2 separate regions of the Homo sapiens genome follow, and region 1 is linked to region 2. A link is a loop called in an ENCODE intact Hi-C map of the cell type or tissue named here. Cell type or tissue: heart left ventricle. All regions are shown on one strand. Each heading gives the region's core, and the rest is flanking DNA. Links, peaks and the distances in the headings are about the cores only. Region 1 overlaps PAFAH1B1 (platelet activating factor acetylhydrolase 1b regulatory subunit 1). Region 2 overlaps PAFAH1B1 (platelet activating factor acetylhydrolase 1b regulatory subunit 1).

Evidence for each region. A loop is a pair of places that touch in the nucleus more often than their neighbours do. Peaks named below come from ENCODE experiments on the same cell type or tissue, not always from the same donor. Only the 100,000 strongest peaks of a DNase experiment are listed, where the experiment ranks them.
Region 1: it touches region 2 in a loop (2.0-fold over the local background); 9 of 110 quality-filtered maps call a loop at or near these places.

The regions. Positions count from the first base shown.
Region 1 is chr17:2,612,144-2,615,052 of GRCh38, forward strand. All of the region lies in intron 1 of PAFAH1B1 (platelet activating factor acetylhydrolase 1b regulatory subunit 1), which reads left to right. It also overlaps the pseudogene SAMD11P1. Among named protein-coding and RNA genes, the nearest start is that of PAFAH1B1, 20 kb to the left of the region's middle. In heart left ventricle, for the core only: no CTCF peak of the experiment used is centred there; a DNase peak (open chromatin) is centred at 1,640.
Region 2 is chr17:2,674,490-2,677,377 of GRCh38, forward strand. PAFAH1B1 (platelet activating factor acetylhydrolase 1b regulatory subunit 1) reads left to right here. Exons shown (of 11, transcript NM_000430.4): 9 at 2,016-2,117. Among named protein-coding and RNA genes, the nearest start is that of MIR6776, 17 kb to the right of the region's middle. In heart left ventricle, for the core only: a CTCF peak has its summit at 1,015 (motif pointing left); no DNase peak of the experiment used is centred there.

The DNA of each region.
Region 1 (2,909 bases), core at 162-2,661, 62 kb before region 2:
TTGAATAATTGATATTTTGTTAAAGCTTTGAATATTGAATAAATGTGCCATTTTGGGAAAATGGCACTTTTTTTTTTTTTTTTGAGACTGAGTCTCATCGCCCAGGCTGGAGTGCAGTGGCATGATCTCCACTCACTGCAACCTCCGCCTCGTGGGTTCGAGTGATTCTCCTGCCTCAGTCTCCCAAGTAGCTAGGACTACAGGCGCGCACCACCACGCCTGGCTAATTTTTTGTATTTTTTTTAGTAGAGACGAGGTTTTGCCATGTTGGCCAGGCTGGTCTCAAACTACCGACCTCAGGTGATCTGCCCGCCTCAGCCTCCCAAAGTGCTGGGATTAAAGGTGTGAGCCACCATGCCCGGCCGTATCTTCCCGACAATCTTGTGAAATAGATACTACTATTAAAAGTAGCTGTATCAGATAATTTCTAGATGTAAGAGGGTTCGCCAACTATAGCTAGCAAGTCAAATCCTGCTGTTTTTATTTTGAGAAGGGGACTCTGTCCCCCAAGCTGGAGTCCAGTGGCCTGAACACGGCTTCTCTGTAGCCTTGACTTCCTAGGCTCAAGCAATCCTCCTGCCCCAGCCTCCTACGTAGCTGGGATCACAAGATGCGCACCACTACGCCTGGCTGTTTTTGATTTTTTGTAGAGGTGGGGATCTCACTTTTTTGCCCAGGCTGGTCTCAGACTCCTGGGCTCAAGTGATCCTCCTGCCTCGGCCTCCACAAGTGCTGAGATTACTGGTGTGAGCCAGCATGCCCGGCCTGCCACCTGATTTTGTACCATAAGCCTAAAAATGTTTGTTGTTTGTTTTTTCAATTTTTAGTGGTCGAAAAATCAAAATAAAATGTTTTGTAAAATAATTTTATAAAATCCATTTGATAAATTAATAATTTGTAAAAAAAAAAAAAAAAAAGGTGAAATTCAAATTTTAGTGTCCATAAAGTTTTGTTGGAACAAAACCATATCTTTTTCTTTCTTTTTTTTTCACATTTTCCTTTAAAATTTTGTTTTTGTTTTTGTTTGCATCCAAAACTGAAAGAAAGAATGCAAGCTGTGGGAGGCAGGCCATTGCATCAAGTGGTGGCTCCTGGGAGTTTGTGTGGCCCCACCCCCCACCCACCCCTGGCCACTTCAGCACAGAGGCTGGGAAGGGTCTGGGGGCCCTGGAAGCAGAGCCAAGGTCCCATTTTCTTGCTTGGGCGAAGCTCAGCCGGCAGGGCCGTGGCCCCCTTCATAGGGGGAGGTGGCTGTCATGGGGGACAAGGGCTGCTGCTCTCCTGTGCTGAGTTCCCTCTCTGGGGCCCGCAGTGTTGGTGGCTGCAGCGGCAGAGCCATGGGGAAGCTGGCCATGTAGAAGATGTGGCCCAGGCGCCTGGCCACCTGGGCCTGGGTCTTGAGGGCAGGCCCCAGCTTCAACCCCGTGGTGGTCAGCGGGTGCTCCCCCGTCAGCAGTGGCAGGGTCTCCCCTTCGATCCCCTGCTCCCTGAAGACCTGAGTATACTCTCCACAGCCAGACAGCCGCCCCTCCGCGAAGCTGCAGACATCATCCATGGTCCACTTGCTGACGTCCTCAAGGGCTGGGGCCTCCTCCCCATCCACAGAGAGTCCCCCTGTGGCGCTGGGCCAGGTTCTGCTTCTGCAGGAGCTCCTGATGCCGGGCGAGCATCTCCACTCGGGCAGGGGCAGGAATCCGTAGCCTGGGATCTGGCACAGAGGTGAGGGCACTCCCAGAAAGGGGGGCCTGAAATGGGGGCCCAGGGTGATGTGAGGGGCATTCTGGGGCGACAGCAAGAGGGGGCGGCTGTGGCAGCTCCTTGTCAACAGTAGCGCAATGAGCGGCCTCTTTATATATTATATATTGTTTATATATTGGGTTTTTTTTTTTTTTTTTTTTTGAGACGTGGGTCTGGCTCTGTCGCCCAGGGTGGAGTGCAGTGATGTGATCACAGTTCACTGCTGCAGCCTCAACCTCCCAGGCTCAAGCTATCCTCCCACCTTAGCCTCCTGAGTAGCTGGGACCGCAGGTGTGTGCCACCATTCCTGGCTAATTTTTAAATTTGTGGTAGAATGAGGTCTTGCTGTTTTGCCCAGGCTGATCTCAAACTCCTGAGCTCAAGGGATCCTCATGCCTCAGCCTCCCAAAGTGCTGGATTAGTGAGCCGTGGCACTTACCTAGCCAGTATATTGTTTATTGTTGCTTTCTTACTGCAGTGGCAGAAGAGTTGCTACAGAATCTGAATGGCCCACAAAACCTAAAATACTTACTATCTTTGCAGAGTTTGCTGACCCCTGGTCTAGATACAAAGGGGAGAGAACATAAGATAGAAAGCAGCAAACTTAATATAGATGCAAAGAATGTGTCTGTATTACAACATCCCAGGAAGACTAGATAGTTATATAATGAACAAGGCAACTGTGTTTTCTTCTTGAAGGATTTTTAAAGACGACTTTTATAAAAGCTCTGTTGCCTAGGCGGGAGTGCAGTGGTGTCATCATGGCTCACCAAAGCCTTGAACTCCTGGGCTCAAGTGATCCTCCCACCTTAGCCTCCTGAGTAGCTAGGACTACAGGCACATGCCACCATGCATGGCTAGATTTTATAATTTTTTCTTTTCTTTTTTTTTAGAGATGAGTCTTGCTGCGTTGCCCAGGCCGGTGTTAAACTTCTGGCCTCAAGCAATCCTCCCACCTCAGCCTCCAAAGGGGCAAAGATTATAGTGCACCACCATTGCAGGCCAACATTAAAGTAAATTTAAAGGAAAAAAGTGACCCACAATCTTGAAAATCATACGAAAACAGTCAATGTTTGTCCTCACATTCCTTCCCACTATTTGTGGCATATGCAGTTGGCCGTCCATATCCATGGGTTTTGTACTGTGGATTCAACCAACTCCAGATTGAAACT
Region 2 (2,888 bases), core at 1-2,500:
TCCTTGATTTGATACGTGATGGGTATTCTCCTAAAGAATTAAAATTTATCAGAAAAATCAGTGTTATGAGATCATCTCAATGTAAAACAAAACCTGAGGGAGAGGTTAAAGTTTTCTGTCAGAAAAATAGCCTTCATTAATGAAGATAATGATTTTATTTATAAATTTATGGTAAAATGCAGTTCAGTATTTATTTTTTAAAATTAATTCCAGATGTGATAGTATAAATGTTTTTTTAAATGAAGACTAATCCATATGGCAGCCTCTGATGTTCTTGATCATTTAAAAGTACTAGCTGAGCCTGGAGTTTTAACGCATTTCTTTGTGATCTTTATGGTTTTGGTCTTTATTATTAATATGTTAAAAATTACAAGGTACAGCGGCACATGGCTATAGTCCTAGCTACTCAGGAGGCTGAGGCAAGAGGATCACTTGTGTCCAGAAGTTAAAGTTCAGCCTGGGACAACATAGCAAGATCCCTGTTTCTAATAAATGAATGAAAATGAATGGTCTAAAACTTTTGTTTGTTTTTGAGACAGTCTCACTCTGTTGCCCAGGCTGGAGTACAGTAGCGTGATCTCGGCTCACTGCAACCTCCGCCTCCCAGGTTCAGGCGATTCTCCTGCCTCAGCCTCCTGAGTAGCTGGGACCACGGATGCATGTACCACCCTGCCAGCTAATTTTTATATTTTTAGTAGAAACAAGGTTTTGCCATGTTGGCCAGGCTGCTCTCAAACTCATGGCCTCAAGTGATCCGACCACCTCAGCTTCCCAAAGTTCTGGGATTACAGGTGTGAGCCACTGTGCCTGGCTTCACATTGATTTTGACAGAGGCATTCCTATCATGTATTTTTAAAACTACATGTCAATAAACAAAGGAGGCAGTTTCCTCTCCCTCTACCCCCATCCCACTTATTTTTCTAAATGAATCTTCTCTTGTGAGTTCTCTTTATTTTGATTGGCCCATTGCATTTTGAGATTCTGTTTACTGCCCTCTGGTGGTGGTTACATGCTGTATGTCATAAATTTGATTCTGGTGTGGTGGCTCACGCCTGTAATCCCAGCACTTTGGGAAGTCAAGGCAGGAGGATCACTTGAGCCCAGGAGTTTGAGCAACATAGCGAGACCCCGTCTCTACAGAAAACTTTTTTTTTTTTTTTAAACTCACCACTATACTAATGACGGAAAAAATTTTCAAAAACTTAGCTAGGTGTGGTGGTACACTCCTGTAGTCCCAGCCACTAGGGAGACTGAGACAGGAAGATTGCTTGATCCCAGGAGTTCAAAGCTGCAGTGAGCTATGATTGTTCCACTGCACTCCAGCCTGGGTGACAGAATGAGACCCTGTCTTGAAATAAATAAATATTCCCTAATCCAGATCAAAAAAATAAATAAGTAAATTTGGTTTTGGTTGGATTTGTAAAAGTTAAATTAAATAGTGATTACAGAAATCTTGAAAAGTAAATTTATTATCTGTTGGTTTTATGAAAACTGAGTCCTAACCTAAATAGAGACTTCTGTTCTTACATTATCTGAGTCCTTCCTGTGTAGCATAGGTATGGTGTGAAAGACTTGTGTATTTCAACAGATAAAAACAAATTGGGCTGGGCGCAGTGGCTCACGCCTGTAATTCCAGCACTTTGGGAGGCCGAGGTGGGCCGATCGATCATCTGAGGTTAGGAGTTCAAGACCAGCCTGCCCAACATGGCAAAACCCCATCTCTACTAAAAATACAAAAATTAGCCACATGTGGTGGTGCGTGCCTGTAATCACATCTACTTGGGAGGCTGAGGCAGGAGATTCGCTTGAACCCGGGAGGCGGAGGTTGCAGTGACCCAAGATTGCACCACGGTACTCCAGCCTGGGTGACAGAGCCAGACTCCGTCTGAAAACAAACAAAAAACCAAAATGCAACAAAAAAATTGGAAATATATATCATTATTAGATAGAAGCCATTTAAAGTCCATACCTAACTTCTTGTGTGGGAAACTTAATTTTTATTATGTTTTCTGTAGACTAAAAAAAGTGGTAAACCTGGGCCATTCTTGCTGTCTGGATCCAGAGACAAGACTATTAAGATGTGGGATGTCAGTACTGGCATGTGCCTTATGACCCTCGTAAGTTTGCATAATCTTACCATTTCTTTTGCATCTTCACTGTTTATACCTTTTTGGATTAATGCTTTATGATATCTTAAATAATCTGAATTATTCTGGGCTTTAAAATAACTTCTTTATAAAGATAGTTTTCCTTTAGCTTTTGTTGTTGTTATAGTGATGTGAAAGTTATTTCTCTAGAATGCAGATTCTATAAAGAATCTGTAGAGCCAGTCGGTGTTTGAGGGGGAGATGCTGCTAGCTCACTGTATCTTTAAAAATTGTGTAATATCTCGGCCGGGCGCGGTGGCTTACGCCTGTAATCCCAGCACTTTGGGAGGCCGAGGCGGGTGGATCACGAGGTCAGGAGATCGAGCTAACTTGGGGAAATCCCGTCTCTACCAAAAAATACAAAAAATTAGCTGGGCGTGGTGGCGGGCGCCTGTAGTCCCAGCTACTCGGGAGGCTGAGGCAGGAGAATGGCGTGAACCCGGGAGGTGGAGCTTGCAGTGAGCCGAGATTGTGCCACTGCACTCCAGCCTGGGCGACAGAGTGAGACTCCATCTCAAAAAAAATAAAATAAAACAAATGTGTAATATCTCTTACGGAGAAAAAGCAGCATTCTTAGAGACCTGTTCACTGTTGAAGATGTTTGTTTCTCTGTTTCACTTTATTTATATGAATCCTTTTAACTGTTATACCTCCTTGCTCACATGATCTAGTTTATTTGGCTTATTTAGGAGCATCTGTATTTCCATAGAAAGATATGTCAATACTAGTAAGGGATTGTGG